2 separate regions of the Homo sapiens genome follow, and region 1 is linked to region 2. Evidence: chromatin loops called from intact Hi-C (ENCODE). Cell type or tissue: psoas muscle. All regions are shown on one strand. Each heading gives the region's core, and the rest is flanking DNA. Links, peaks and the distances in the headings are about the cores only.

Evidence for each region. A loop is a pair of places that touch in the nucleus more often than their neighbours do. Peaks named below come from ENCODE experiments on the same cell type or tissue, not always from the same donor. Only the 100,000 strongest peaks of a DNase experiment are listed, where the experiment ranks them.
Region 1: it touches region 2 in a loop (2.5-fold over the local background); 3 of 110 quality-filtered maps call a loop at or near these places.

The regions. Positions count from the first base shown.
Region 1 is chr12:123,191,037-123,199,087 of GRCh38, reverse strand. MPHOSPH9 (M-phase phosphoprotein 9) reads left to right here. Exons shown (of 24, transcript NM_022782.4): 12 at 754-841; 13 at 4,487-4,702. Among named protein-coding and RNA genes, the nearest start is that of MPHOSPH9, 38 kb to the left of the region's middle. In psoas muscle, for the core only: no CTCF peak of the experiment used is centred there; no DNase peak of the experiment used is centred there.
Region 2 is chr12:123,319,048-123,327,098 of GRCh38, reverse strand. SBNO1 (strawberry notch homolog 1) reads left to right here. Exons shown (of 32, transcript NM_001167856.3): 14 at 765-947; 15 at 1,500-1,597; 16 at 3,268-3,419; 17 at 5,367-5,564; 18 at 6,233-6,400; 19 at 6,492-6,667; 20 at 7,068-7,199. Among named protein-coding and RNA genes, the nearest start is that of MIR8072, 42 kb to the left of the region's middle. In psoas muscle, for the core only: no CTCF peak of the experiment used is centred there; no DNase peak of the experiment used is centred there.

The DNA.
Region 1 (8,051 bases), core at 1,822-6,821, 130 kb after region 2:
TCTGCAGTGAACCGTGATTGCACCACTGTACTTCAACCTGGGTTATGGAGTGAGATCCTGTCTCAAAAAAAGAAAGAAAAAAGTAAATCTCCCTACCCCAACCTCTAGTCCCAAATCCCAAATCCAAATTTAATTTTTTGCATTTTTCCAGAAATCATAATGCATATATATAGATACAGATTTTTTTCAAGCTAAGATCAAGCTATTTTATGCATGTCTTTTTTTTATATCTTTTAAAAAAATTATTTTAGGCTTTTTTTTTTTTTTTTTTTTTTTTTGAGACAGGTTCTCACTCTGTCACTCAGGCTGGAGTGCAGTGTTGTGATCTCAGCCCGCTGCAACCTCAGCCTCCCAGGTTCAAGCCACCCTCCCACCTCAGCCTCCTGAGTAGCTGGGACTACAGGCACATGCCACCATGCCCAGCTAATTTTTGTATTTTTAGTAGAGATAGGGTTTCACCATGTTGGCCAGGCTGATCTTGAACTCCTGGCCTCAAGTGATCTGCCTGCCTCAGCCTCCCAAAGTGTTAGTATTACAGGTGTGAGCCACTGTGCCTGGCCAATTTTAGCCTTTTCTCTACATACTATATTATTAGATTCATTGGGCTATATTCTATTAAAATGGCATCCTGAGTCTTAGTTAACACTGGAGAATTTGTCTTATGTTATATATTAGAGAATTGGTTAGATTTATGTAATACTTTTAAGGGTAATAATTTTATCTTCTAATTGAAGCTAAATTTATGGTTTTTAGATGTGGCCAATTAGATAGTGCTTTGCATGAAGCTACTAGTCGCGTGAGAACACTTGAAAATAAGAATAACTTACTGGAAATTGAAGTGGTAAGTACTCTTTTTTTGGTGGGTGTTCTGGTGAGACAAATGAATTATTTCGTGATAACATCAGTTATGTTTCTTGTCTTTTTAAGGAAGGCTTATGAAGTTTATATTTTTAGTGCTGTTGGCTTCATATAATGCTATAAACTTTACCCTTTTTTTTTTTTTTGAGACGGAGTCTCGCTCTGTTGCCCAGGCTGGAGTGCAGTGGCGCGGTCTTGGCTCACTGCAAGCTCCGCCTCCCGGGTTCACGCCATTCTCCTGCCTCAGCCTCCTGAGTAGCTGGGACTACAGGCGCCCTCCACCACGCCCAGCTAATTTTTTGTATTTTTTAGTAGAGACGGGGTTTCACCGTGTTAGCCAGGATGGTCTCGATCTCCTGACCTTGTGATCCTCCTGCCTCGGCCTCCCAAAGTGCTGGGATTACAGGCGTGAGCCACTGCACCCTTTTTTTTTTTTTTTCTTTTTTTTGAGATGGAGTCTCGCTCTGTCGCCCAGGCTGTAGTGCAGTTGCGCGATCTCAGCTCACTGCAACCTTCGCCTCCCAGGTTCAGGCGATTCTCCTGCCTCAGCCTCCCTAGTAGCTGGGACTACAGGTGCATGCCACCGTGCCCAGCTAATTTTTGTGTTTTTACTAGAGATGGGGTTTCACCATGGGGGTCAGGCTGGTTTGTAATGCCTGACCTCGTGATCCACCCACCTCGGCCTCCCAGAGTGCCGGGATTACAGGTGTGAGCCACCGCACCTGGCCTAAACTTTACCCTTTTAAAACTTACCTTTTGGCCAGGTGTGGTGGCTCATGTCAGTAATCCTAGCACTTTGGGAGGCTGAGGTGGGAGAGTTGCTTGAGCCCAGGAGTTCGAGACCAGCCTGGGTAACATACAGAGACCTCTGTCTCTACAAATTAGCTGGGCATGGTGGTGCACAGCTGTGGTCCCAGCTACTCGGGAGACTGAGGCAGGAGGATGACTTGATCCCAGGAAGTTGAGGCTGCAGGGATCATGATTGCGCCACAGCACTGTAGCCTGGGCAAGAGAGCATGACCCTGTCTCAAAAAAAAATTTTTTTTTAATTTTTTGCAATATAATTTGCATACCATAAAACTTACCCTTTTAAAGTGTACAATTCCATGAATTTTAGTATATTTAGAGTTGGGCAACCACCACCACAATCAATTTTAGGACATTTTCCTCAAAAAAAAAAAAAAAAAAAAAAAAAAAACCCACACCCCTTAACCGTCACCCCCCACATTCTGTCCTTCCACACCCTGGCAACCACTACTCAGTTTTCTTTCTCTGTGCATTTGCCTTTTCTGAACATTGATATAAATGAAATCCTAGACTGTGTGGCCTTTCGTGTCTGGCTTCTTCACTTAGTATAATATTTTCAAGGTTTATCCATGTTGTAACATATCAGTATTCATTCCTGTTTATGGCTGAATATATTTCATTCTGTGAATAATACCACATTTTTGTTTACATTCATCAGGTAATGTTTATATACTTTCTGGCTATTTAAATTATATTGCTATGAATGTTTGTCTACAAGATTTTATGTGCCACGTAAGTTTTTAGTTTCCTTGGGTATATAACTAAAAGTGCATAAACTTTTTATGCTAAAATTACTTTTTTCCCCACGCATTACCAAATTTTATTTTTTTACAGGTAACTTTTTTTCTTTCTGAACAAAGACCTTTGTTATGTCATTCCCAATCTTTTGGTATAAGGCAATCTTTTTAAGGGTCAAAAGTTTCTCAAAGTCTGTGTTTACAAGTTTTATTTTTAATATCTATTAGACGATAAAATGCATGATAGCTATCATAGAGTAGTGTGTATATGTATGAGATACATATGGCCTTATGAACAAAATTTTGGTGGAAACTGTCTATTTTGTTTTTTTGTTGAGATGGAGTCTCGCCCTTGTTGCCCAGGCTGGAGTGCAATGGTGCGATCTTGGCTCACTGCAACCTCCATCTCCCTGGTTCAAGGGATTCTCCTGCCTCAGCCTCCTGAATAGCTGGGATTACAGGTGCCCACCACCAAGCCCGGCTAATTTTTGTATTTTTAGTAGAGATGGGATTTCACTATGTTGGCCAGGCTGGTCTCGAACTCCTGACCTCAGGTGATCTGCCCGCTTCGGCCTCCCAAAGTGCTGGGGTTACTGGCACCCAGCGTATTTTGTTTTATATGTTGTTTTCATCTTTGCCTTTTTTTTTTTTGAGACAGGGTCTCACTCCATCGCCCAGGCTAGAGTGCTGTGGAGCCGTCATGGCTTACTGCAGTCTCAACCTCTTGGGCTGAAGTGCTCCTCCCATCTCAGCCTCCTGAGTAGTTGAGACTATAGGCACACACCACCACACCCAGCTGATTTTTAAAATTTTTTGTTGAGACACGCTATGTCGCCCAGGCTGGTCTTAAACTCCTGGGCTCTAGCAGTCCTCCCAAAGTGCTGGGATTTCCGCTGTGAGCCACAGTGCCTGGCCTGTTTGCTTTTTTAGTTCCTCTCCTCCTAAGCTTCATGACATTCGGGACTATTATCTTTTTTGTTAATCTTACATTTCTAGCACCCTAGTGCCTAGCACCTAGTGGGTATTCCAGAAATGATTGTTGAGTGAATATTAACATATCAGATGGGTTTTTAATTTCCTGTATTTTCTTTTTTTTTTTTGAGACAGAGTCTCACTCTGTCACCAGGGCTGGAGTGCAGTGGCATGATCTCGGCTCGTTGCCACCTCCGCCTCCTGGGTTCAAGTGATTCTCCTGCCTCAGCCTCCTGAGTAGCTGGGATTACAGGCGCCTGCCATTAAGCCCAGCTAATTTTTTGTATTTTTAGTAGAGACGGGGTTTCACCATGTTGGCCAGGCTGCTCTTGAACTCCTGACCTCGTGATTCACCTGCCTCGGCCTCCCAAAGTGCTGGGATTACAGGCGTGAGCTACTGTGCCTGGCCAACTGAATTTCCTGTATTTTCATAGTGAGAGGGTATGAAATGTTTTTCTCCTCCCTAAATGTTGATGTTGGGCAACAAAGTCCAGCTATACTTTCAAATAATTTCCCTAATAGCAGTGGTTATTTTTTCCTTATTAAAGTGAACTGTAGGAGCTATTAGGTGAGTCCTAGAGTCATAGTGCCACAGATGATAGTTTCCTGTATACCTTATGATAATGTCAGGGGCTGGTATTCCAGTAGAACTATTCTTTCTGGACTCTCCATCCCAGAATACAACAAAATAGATTTGTTCATTTCCATTTCTATGTTTTGTTCATTTTTTAATGCCCACAATTTATTAGCTATTATTAAGGCATCTTTTTTTTTCATTTAAAATAAATTTTGGGCTGGGCGTGGTAGCTCATGCCTGTAATCCCAGCACTTTGGGAGGCCGAGGCCTGTGGATTACTTGAGGTCAGGAGTTTGAGACCAGCCTGGCCAACATAGTGAAACCCTGTCTCTACTAAAAATACAAAAAATTAGCCAGGGGTGATGGTGGGCGCCTGTAATCGCAGCTCTCGGGAGGCTGAGGCAGGAGAATTGCTTGAACCTGGGAGGCAGAGGTTGCAGTAGGCCAAGATTGCGCCATTGTACTCCAGCTTGGGCAACAGAGCGAGACTCCATCTCAAAAAAAAAAAAAAATTATGTTTGTCTTTGTTTTATAGAATGATTTGAGAGAACGCTTCAGTGCAGCCAGCAGTGCTTCCAAAATTTTGCAGGAACGAATTGAAGAAATGAGAACAAGCAGTAAAGAAAAAGACAATACCATCATTCGACTAAAATCTAGACTGCAAGATTTAGAAGAAGCATTTGAGAATGCTTACAAACTCTCAGATGATAAAGAAGCTCAACTAAAACAAGAGAACAAAATGTTTCAAGATGTAAGTAGCGAATAATAGTAACTTAATGACGTGATTGGCTAAAAGTAATTTAGGTATTATACTCTTACAAGTGATTATGACTTTCTAGGCTTATTTTATTATTTATTGATTTATTTTGAGACAGAGTCTCACTCTGACACCCAGGCTGGAGTGCAGTGGCAGGAGCTCAACTCACTGCAGCCTCCACCTCCCGGGCTCAAGAGATCTTCTCGCCTCAGCCTCCCAAGTAGCTGGAATTACAGGAGCCCACCACTGCGCCCGGCTAATTTTTGTATTGTTAGTAAAGACAGGGTTTCCCCATGTTGGCCTGGCTGGTCTCGAACTCCTGACCTCAGGTGATCCGCCCGCCTCAGCCTCCCAAAGTCCTGGGATTACAGGTATCAGCCACTATGTCCGGCCTTTATTTTAGTTTTACATAACTTTGCAGCAACTGTGAATATGTACCTTCCTGATGGAGTCAATTGGGTCTTGCTTTGCAGCACGAAGTCAGATACTTAGAACGATGGCATCACTCCCATATCTTTTCTGTTTCTAGCAGGTCAACTTAAAAAAAAAAAAAAAACTGTGTCTGCATCAGGTCAACTTTCAAGCTATCTTAACATTTGTGTGTCTGGCAGGATAAAATGCTATGAACAGATTTAGAGCAAGTTTGATTAAATTTTTTCACTTTGATATAATTTCACTTAAAATTTGGATTTGTATAACATTGAAACCAGATTAGGTTTCAGGTTGCTTATTTTTTTCTAAATTTTTCTTTCTTTTTGTTCTTAGAAACAGGGTCTCGCCATGTTGCCCAGGCTGGCCTCAAGCTCTTGGGCTCAAGCATTCTCCTTTCAGCCTTCTGAGTAGCTGGGTCTACACGTGTGTGCCACTGCACCTGGCTTCTAAATTTTTCTTAACATCGTTTTTCAGGATATTACAATACATGAGTAATCTGAAAGTATTTAGGCTGTTGAAATTTTCTGATTGCTTTAGATTTGCATCTCATGAAAAACAGCAGTCTTCCCTACCTACCTTTTAGTATCCTACCCTAGAGGCTGTTACTTTCAGCTCTTTTAGCTATTTCTTCTAGCATTTTCCTCCATGTTTACAAATAATATTCTTATATTGCACTCTCATTTTTTTTTCCATCTATTTCAGACATACTGACTTTCTCCCATGCAGGGTCACAGTGTGGCTTTCTTACACCATTTGCTGCAACACAGACACTTCTCCTGCTCCTTCCCATGTGGTTCGTGTGTGTGTGTGTGTGTGTGTGTGTGTGTGTGTGTGTGTGTATATATATATATTTTTTTTTTTTTTTTTTTTTTTTTTGAAAGACAATCCCTCTCTGTCGCCCAGGCTGGAGTGCAGTGGCGTGATTTTGGCTCACTACAAACTCTGCCTCCCAGGTTCAAGCAATTCTCCTGCCTCAGCCTCCTGAGTAGCTGGGAGTACAGGCGCGTGCCACCAGCTAATTTTTGTATTTTTAGTAGAGATGTGATTTCACCATGCTGGCCAGGCTGGTCTCGATTTCTTGACCTCTTGATCCGCCCACCTGAGTGCGGGATTACAGGCCTGAAGCAGTATTTTTTTCTTTTAGTAATTTGTAAAATAATGGTGTGATATATAATCAATGGTGTCTTAAAATGGAAATTATACATCATTTATTACAGCTGTATAAATATTGTTCACAGTTAAGCTATGGTGGTATACTGTAATTACATATTACATTTCCTTTTCTCTCTGTTTTTTTTTTTTTTTTTTTTTTTTTTTTTGAGACGGTGTCTCACTCTGTTGCCCAGGCTGGAGTGCAGTGGTGCGATCACAGCTTACTGAAGCCTCAACCTCCGCGGGCTCAGGTGATTCTTCCACCTTGGCTTCCAAAGTTGCTAGGACCATAGGCACATGCCACTATGCCCTGACAATTATTTAACTTTTTTTTTTTTTTTTGAGATGGAGTCTTGCTTGGTTGCCCACGCTGGAGTGCAGTGGCATGATCTTGACTCACTGCAACCTCTGCCTCCCGGGTTCAAGTGATGCTTCTGCCTCAGCCTCCTGAGTAGCTGGGATTACAGGTGCACGCCACCACACTTGGCTAATTTTTGTATCATTGGTAGAGACAGGGTTTCGCCATGTTGCCCAGGCTGGTCTCAAACTCCTGGGCTCAAGCGTTCCTCCTGCCTCAGCCTCTCAAAGTGCAGGGATTACAGGGATTACAGGCATGTGCCACTGCACCCAGCCTTTTTCTCATTAAGCTTTTACCTCCTAGTTTTAGCTTCCATTGAGGAGTCTTGCCTGAAAGAAGCATGTACTGTGGTGTGTTTTTCTAATTCTGTATTCCTTCTGCATTTGACTGAAAGGAGCTTCCCTCTTTCCTTGACTTATTTATTATTTGCCTTTAGAGACAGGTCCTTGCCCTGTTGCCCAGCCTGGAGTAAGCAATCCTTCTGCCTTAGCCTCCTGAGTAGCTAGGATACTACTACTAAAGTGCATGTCCTTTCTTTGTTATATCAGTAAAGAAGATTGATGGATTCTTATTTTACTCAGTGGATTGCGGTTCTTTACCATGATTATTTTGATACTCATGGTGTCCCAAGTTTGGCCAGTGGGAGACATGTCAGACTGGTCCCGTGTCCTTTTGACTTGCTTTTGTCATTCTTTGAGCATGTCCATATTTCCTGGCACAGCACTATGTTCCAGGCTCATCTTGTACTTTTCCAAGCTCCAGTCCTAGAATCAGTCTCATTTTTTCTGTTGAGTTCTGGTTCCTTTTCATGGAAAATGGTATTCAGACATTAAGATCTGGTGCTAGGCTGAGTGTGATGGCTCATGCCTGTGATCCCAGCACTTTGGGCAGCCGAGGCGGGCAGATCACCTGAGGTCAGCAGTTCGAGACCAGCCTGGCCAACACGGTAAAACCCTTGCCTCTATTAAAAATAAAAAACATTAGCTAGGCGTGGTGATGCACGCCTGTAGTCCAAGCTACTCAGGGTGCTGAGGCAGGAGAATCACTTGAACTGGTACTGAGTATGTTCATTGCTACTGGGATGTCATTGTTTCTTTTTCTTTTTCTTTATTTTTGGAGACGAAGTTTCATTCTTGTTGCCCAGGCTGGAGTGCAATGGTGCAATCTCAGCTCACCACAACCTCCGCCTCTCAGGTTCAAGTGATTCTCCTGCCTCAGCCTCTTGAGTAGCTGGGATTTCAGGCATGTGCCACCATGCCCGGCTAATTTTGTATTTTTGATAGAGATGGGGTTTCTCCATGTTGGTCAGGCTGGTCTCGAACTCCCGACCTCAAGTGATCCACCTGCCTCAGCCTCCCAAAGTGCTGAGATGACAGGCATGAGCCACCGCGCCTGGCCTGG
Region 2 (8,051 bases), core at 121-5,120:
AGGAGGCGGAGGTTGCTGTGAGCCAAGATGGTGCCAGTGCACTCCAGCTTGGGTAACAGAGGGATACTCCATCGCAAAACAAAAACAAAAACAAAAAACAAAAACAAACAGATGAGTTACCAGATGATAGGCTGTTTAACCAATGTGTTTTTTTTTGTTTTTGTTTTTAATTGAAGCAGGGTCTTACTCTGTCACCCAGACTGGAGTACAGTGGTGTGATCTTGGCTTACTGCAACCTCTACCTCCCAGGTTCAAGGAGTCCTCCAGACTCTGCCTCCTGAGTATCAGGGACTGCAGGCGCATGTCAATGTGCCTGGCTGATTTTTGTATTTTTTGGTAGAGATGAGGTTTTACAGTGTTGCCCAGCCTGATCTGGAACTCCTGGGCTCAAGCAATCCACCTGCCTCAGCCTCCCAAAGTGCTGGGATTACAGGCATCAGCCACTGCGCCTGGCCTAACCAATGTTCTTATATTTCAGATTGTCCATGTTTTCATTTTGTTAAGGTAATTCATAAGTTATAGCCATTTATTTCAGTTGCATAGTTCTTAAAATCACATTATTTTCTAAAATGACTGCATTAGGTAATAAGAAACTTGAGACAACTGTGTGAGTATCCTGAGAAATAGATTCCCAAGTTACTAAAGATGATTTATTAAATTAATATTAAATGGTCTTGCACTTAACATTGTTTTGATTTAATTGGTATTTTTAAATAACTAGACTCAAAGATGAAGTGTCTGAAATGTTGATTATGTATCTTCAGTGGGTCATCGCCAGAGAGCGGTTTCAGCAAGCTGCAGATCTGATTGATGCTGAGCAACGAATGAAGAAGTCCATGTGGGGTCAGTTCTGGTCTGCTCACCAGAGGTTCTTCAAATACTTATGCATAGCATCCAAAGTTAAAAGGGTTGTGCAACTAGCTCGAGAGGAAATCAAGAATGGAAAAGTAAGTAGAAGAACTCATTAAGAGATTGTTTGGGGGTTATGTTGTTTAGTCTTTGTGGGTGCTGAGGTTTTCTGCTTGTAAAATCTGGTTTTCCTAAAGGATAGTAAAACTTCTAAAAAATACATTTCTTAAAATTATAAAAGCAATGCCTGCTTAGAGAATTTAGAGAGTTCAGAAAAGTATAACAAAGTAAACATCACTATAATTGGTCATCCATAGCTGGTAGCACTGGTAACATATGGATGTGTATTGCGTTAAGGTTTTTTCTTTTCGGTGAATATTTATCTACTTAAAGCATAAGATACTATAAACTGTACAAGGGCAGGGGCTTCACTCATGCTTACTACTGTCTGTAATCCTATCTCCTGCCTAAATTTTTGACAAATAACCTGTCTCAAATATGTAGAAGAAATAAGTAAAACAAATTTGTGTTTTATAATAATGAGGACATTCTTGTTTGAAATCTTTGTTTAGCTAAATGTTTAAAATATGTCTTGGTAAGAAGCCACAAACATTATTATTCATAATTAACATGTTTTCTTTTTTCTCCAGTGTGTTGTAATTGGTCTGCAGTCTACAGGAGAAGCTAGAACATTAGAAGCTTTGGAAGAGGGCGGGGGAGAATTGAATGATTTTGTTTCAACTGCCAAGTAATGTTTTTGTTCTTTTAATGTTTTTGTTTCTTTTTGAGTTCTTCCTTACCTTAGTTCCAATGTGGGCATTTCCTGGAGACAAAACTTTTGTTTCACCTGCATCATCTTTAAGTTTTCTTGATCTGAGTTTTCTGCTTTTCTGTAACAGTGTATCTATTGGAAAACAATAACAGAAATCTCATAATCCTAAAATGTTAAGCATTTTGCTAATATTACACAGAGTATGTGAACTAACAGAAGGGCTAGACTTTGTTTATCTTGTACATCTTGGAAATCTGTGACAGCTTGGCTTAGATTCAGTTTTAGTGTACTGTATTTGAAATTACCGTTATCCACAGGAACAGTAACTATAGTTTGTCCTAATATAACGAAGTCTACTTTATAAGTTGGCTGAGCATGGTGGCTCACAGCTGTAATCTCAGCACTTTGGGAGGCCAACATGGGCACATCACTTGAGGTCAGTAGTTTGAGACCAGCCTGGCCAAAATGGTGAAACCCCATCTCAACTAAAAATAAAAAAAATTAGTTGGGCATGGTGGCACACGTCCTGTAGTCCCACCTACCTGGGAGGCTGAGGCAGGAGAATCCATTGAACCCGTGAGGTGGAGGTTGCAGTGAGCCAAGATCGCACCACTCCACTCCACTCCCCTCTGGGCGGCAGAGTGAGACCCTGTCTCAAAAAAAAATAAAATAAAATAAAGTCTACTTTAAAAGTTGAAAATAAGCATGAGATCTTCAGAAATAGATTTTAAAATGTTTTAGGCATTGTTTTTAGTTTGCCTAACCTCCACATTCAAACTCTGGTAGTAAACTGAGCAAAATAAACTTGCTGCTCTACTATTTTGTGCCTCGGGATGCATTCAGATGCTCCTTTCAAAAGCAATACATGGGGCTCACGCCTGTAATCCAGGCACTTTGGGAGGCTGAGTCTGGTGGATCACGAGAGCTCAGGAGTTTGAGACCAGCCTGGCCAACACGGTGAAACCTCGTCTCTACTAAAAATACAAAAACTAGCCAGGCGTGGTGGCGGGCACCTGTAATCCCAGCTACTGGAGAGGCTGAGGCAGGAGAATTGCTTGAACCCAGGCGGCGGAGGTTGCAGTGAGCTGAGATGGCACCATTGCACTCCAGCCTGGGTGACAGAGAGACTCGGTCTCAAAAAAAAAAAAAAAAAGAAAAAAGCAAGACATACACCTGCTAATCTATATTTTTCTGTACATAATTGCCTAGAACTACCGTGTCCAGAATGGCAGCCGCTTGTCACATGTGGCTATTGAGCAGTTGAAATGACTGGTCCATATTGAGATGTTATTATATGTGTACTGAGCCAGGTTTCAAAGACTCCTTAAGAGAAAATAACATAAAACATATGTGTTGACATGGTATATTGAGTTAAAATGTATTATTAAAATTAGTTCCACCAGTTTTATTTATTTTTTACTTTTTTAATTTAAGCTACCAGAAAATACAATAATTGTGTATGTGGTTTGGCTTGCATTCTTATTATTTAGTTGGACAGCTTTGGGCTAGAAAATTAAAATTTATTTGAGCTCGTTTATCAGTATTTTGTAAAACTGAACAAAGTATATTTCAATATATTTAATAATACTTTACATATAATTATTTTGTCAACTGAAGCAGTAATTGTCACTGTTTCTCTCCTACAGAGGTGTGTTGCAGTCACTCATTGAAAAACATTTTCCTGCTCCAGACAGGAAAAAACTTTATAGTTTACTAGGAATCGATTTGACAGCTCCAAGTAACAACAGTTCGCCAAGAGATAGTCCTTGTAAAGAAAATAAAATAAAGAAGCGGAAAGGTGAGCACTTTAAAAAAGAAAAAATAGGCCAGGTGCGGTGGCTCACACCTGTAATCCCAGCACTTTGGGAGGCTGAGGTGGGCAGATCACGAGGTCAGGAGATCGAGACCATCCTGGCTAACACGGTGAAACCCCATCTCTACTGAAAATACAAAAAATTAGCCGGGCATCGTGGTGGGCACCTATAGTCCCAGCTACTCGGGAGGCTGAGGCAGGAGAATGTCGTGAACCCAGGAGGCAGAGCTTGCAGTGAGCCGAGATAGCGCTGCTGCACTCCAGCCTGGATGACAGAGCGAGACTCTGTCTCAAAAAAGAAAAAGAAAAAAGAAAATAGTTGACGTTGAAAATACTGTTGAAATTAAAACATAAGCATTTTAAAGTGGCTATATTTTGGGAATGAACTGCCTTCCATGAATTCACAAATGGTTCCAAATTTTCACTGTCACTTGTACAATTTTGAATGCACAAGTTATCCCCGTTTTAAATTAGGAATTGAGCAATTCACTGGTGGTTGGCAGTGTGTTAAGCACTTGGCTATATACATTCTACCATATAACCTGGCAGAGGTCCATACGAAATTAGGTCTTATTTTTCCAATTTTATAGACAGAGATCATTGAAGCACAGAAAGATTTAAAGATTAAAGAGTTTTCCTAGTTTCACAGAGATAGTTAATGATGCATGGGAACTAAAACCTGTGTCTTTGTATTGTCAGACCTGTTCTTTAATATATAGACAGCTGGGTGTTTCAGTAGTTTTCTTTAAAAGAGCCTTTTCTTTTTTTTTCTTTTTTTTTTTTGAGACAGGGTCTCCGTCTCCGTCACCCAGGCTGGAGTGCAGTGGTACCATCTTGGCTCACTGCAACCTCTGCCTCCTGGGTTCAAGGAGCTGGGATTACAGGCATGCACCACCACGCCCTGCTAATTTTTGTATTTTTAGTAGAGATGGGGTTTCACCATGTTGGCCAGGCTGGTCTCAAACTCCTGAGCTTAAGCAATGCACCCACCTAGGCCTCCCAAAGTGCTGGGATTACAGGTGTGAGCCATCTCGCCCAGCCCTGTTTTGGTTTTAGAAGTTGACTTCTCGCCGGGCACAGTGGCTCACGCCTGTAATCCCAGCTTTTTGGGAGTTGAAACAGGCGGATCACCTGAGGTCAGGAGTTCGAGACCAGCCTGGCCAACATGGCGAAACCCCTTCTCTACTAAAAATTAAAAACTTAGCCAGGACTGGCGGCAGGGGCGCCTTATAATCCCAGCTATAAGGGAGGCTGAGGCATTAGAATCACTTGAACTCGGGAGGCAGAGGTTGCAGTGAGCCAAGATTATGCCACTGCACTTTAGCCTGGGAGACAGAGTAGACACTGTCTGGGGAAAAAAAAAAAATATCTGGTCATGGTTGCATGTGCCTGTAGTCCCAGGTACTTGGGAGGCTGAGGTGGGAGGATCACATGAGCCAGGGAAGTCGAGGCTGCAGTGAGCTATGATTGTGCCACTGCACTCCAGCCTGGGCAACAGTGAGGCCCTGTCTCCAAAAATAAAAAGGTTTTATAAATTGATTTTCTATTGATTTTCTAAGTATTCCATGTCTATAAACCTGTAATTATTAGGCCTCTTCTCAAATCTGATACACAGTCAAATTGTGACTATGCCAGAGGTTCTGCTTTTACTCTGTTGTCCTGAATATGTTTTGAAACTTGTGCACTTGAAGGCAGTCTTGACTTAGTACTTTTGTATCCAATTTCTTCTTCAGAATAAATGTTTATAACCTTATTTTTTATGGGAGTCCAAAAGGTTAGTGCTGGTTTGTGAATTCTGTTTGTTTTTTGACTTAACCTAAATACTTTTCCTCTGCACTTTTCATTTGAATTAATTCATGAACTAAATGTGATGTACTGGATCTTAAGAAACATTGAATTTGGGCTGACTCTCTTGTTTGTGGCGGAGGGTAGGTGAAGAAATAACTCGAGAAGCCAAAAAAGCACGAAAAGTAGGTGGCCTTACTGGTAGCAGTTCTGACGACAGTGGAAGTGAATCTGATGCCTCTGATAATGAAGAAAGTGACTATGAGAGCTCTAAAAACATGAGTTCTGGAGATGATGACGATTTCAACCCATTTTTAGATGAGTCTAATGAGGATGATGAAAATGGTAAGTTCAGTATATTAAATATACACGAAAGCATATAATATTTCAGTATATTTGAAAATGGGATATGAAACCTTTTCTTCTGTACAGTACAAATGATCACACAGATTATAATCTTTGCTTGGTGGAAAGCTCCAGGCTTATCTACCTTCTGGAAGTTTGAGCCTCATATATGTGAGAAGATAACCTCAATTTTGTGCAGTTATTTTTAACTTGAAAACATGGATTTGTACCCCATGGTGTATGGATGAACCAATGTAGGTGGTGATAAGTTATCAGTTAACAATATAAAAAATTTCATCCAGGCGCGGTGGCTCATGCCTGTAATCCCAGCAATTTGGGAGGCTAAGGTGGGTGGATCACCTGAGGCTGGGAGTTCGAGATCAGCCTGACCAACGTGGAAAAACCCCATCTCTACTAAAAATACAAAATTAGCCAGGTGTGGTGGCACATACCTGTAATCCCAGCTACTCAGGAGGCTGAGGCAGGAGAATCGCTTGAACCCAGGAGGTGGAGATTGCAGTAAGCTGAGATTGCGCCATTGCACTCCAGCCTGGGCTACAACAGCGAAACATTGTCTCAAAAAAATAAAATTTCAAAGGTTGTTTCCTTTGAAGATTCTGTACTTGTTTTAACAAATGATTTGACATGTATCTTTCCTTAACACTCAGATCCCTGGTTAATTAGAAAAGACCACAAGAAAAACAAAGAGAAAAAAAAGAAGAAAAGTATAGATCCAGATTCTATTCAAAGTGCCTTATTAGCATCAGGTCTTGGATCAAAACGACCTAGTTTTTCATCTACACCAGTTATCTCACCTGCTCCTAACAGTACACCAGGTATCCATACAGAAACTTCCTTTTTGAAATACTGTTTTAAACAAAAATATTTAAACTTTGTACTAACTTTTAGCAAATGTTCTTTATCTAGCTAACAGTAACACCAACAGTAACAGTAGCCTTATAACAAGTCAGGATGCTGTGGAAAGGGCTCAGCAGATGAAGAAAGACCTGCTTGATAAGCTAGAAAAATTAGCTGAAGACCTCCCCCCTAATACCCTGGATGAACTTATCGATGAACTTGGTGGCCCTGAGAACGTTGCTGAGGTAAATAGGCCTGTATCTCTTGGTGACATTTTTGCCATTTGAACCCCTGTAAAATGAGTTGTATTTTGACTGTCTTCACATAATAATCTAAATTTCTTAGATCATAGAATTCTTGTTCTACTTTAGTTGCCATCCTACATCCAATGAACTGCTGCCTGCAGTATCTGAGTGTCTGTCCCAAGCCACTGGTCCTAGTTACTGCACTTATCACGCATCTTTTGTGATCGTGGCCATGTGTCAAGGTTTTTCCAGGGACTCTGTTGCAGTGTTCTGTATCCTTCAGTGTGTGGTGCAGCACAGCCTGTGCTCTTATCTCCCAAGTGTCTTCAAGGAAAGAGGCACTGAGTCCATCCACCGCAGTCAGATACCTTCATTGTAATGACATTGTTTGGCTTCTCAGATGACTGGCCGCAAGGGACGGGTTGTGAGCAATGATGATGGAAGCATATCTTATGAGTCAAGATCTGAACTTGATGTGCCTGTGGAAATACTAAACATCACAGAAAAACAACGATTTATGGATGGAGATAAGGTATGTTTTACTGAGATGCTTCTCAGTGAAAAGAACAATGCCTGTATATTTAGATTAAGCTTTAGAAGAGTCTTTTTCCTTTTAATATAAGTCATGTCCATTGAGTATTGTCATTCTGTATTTTTTAGTAATTGTACATACTGAATATTGTACGTGTTTTTATTATTTTATCATTGAATATAGTAAGTATTGGCTGGGTGCAGTGGCTCAGGCCTGTAATTCCAGCACTTTGGGAGGCCAAGGTGGGCAGATCACTTGAGCTCTGGAGTTTGAGACCAGCCTGGGCAGCATGGTGAAACCCCGTCTCTACTGAAAATACAAAAATTTAGCTGGGTGTGGTAGTGCATGCCTGTAGTCCCAGCTGCTCAGAAGGCAGAGGTGGGAGGATAGCTTAACCCTGGGCTATGCAGGTTGCAGTGAGCCGAGATCGCACCACTACACTCCAGCCTGTGCAACAGAGCTATTACACAAATTTTTTTAGTAATTGCCTTTACTCACTGAATATTTTGCATGTTTTTATTATTTTATCATTGAATATAATAAGTATTGTGTGTAATGCATAGAATCAGATATGGCTCTTGAGTGCTTTGGAGGCTTTTGAAATATTTAATCATGATATAAAAATACTGTGTTTTCTCCAGGCGTGGTGGCTCACGCCTGTAATCCCAGCACTTTGGGAGGCCGAGATGGGCAGATCATGAGGTCAGGAGTTCAAGACCAGGCTGGCAAACATGGTGGTGAAACCCCATCTCTACTAAAAATACAAAAATTGGTCGGGTGTGGTGGCATGTGCCTGTAGTCCCAGCTACTCAGGAGGCTGAGGGAGGAGAATAGCTGGAACCTGGGAGGCAG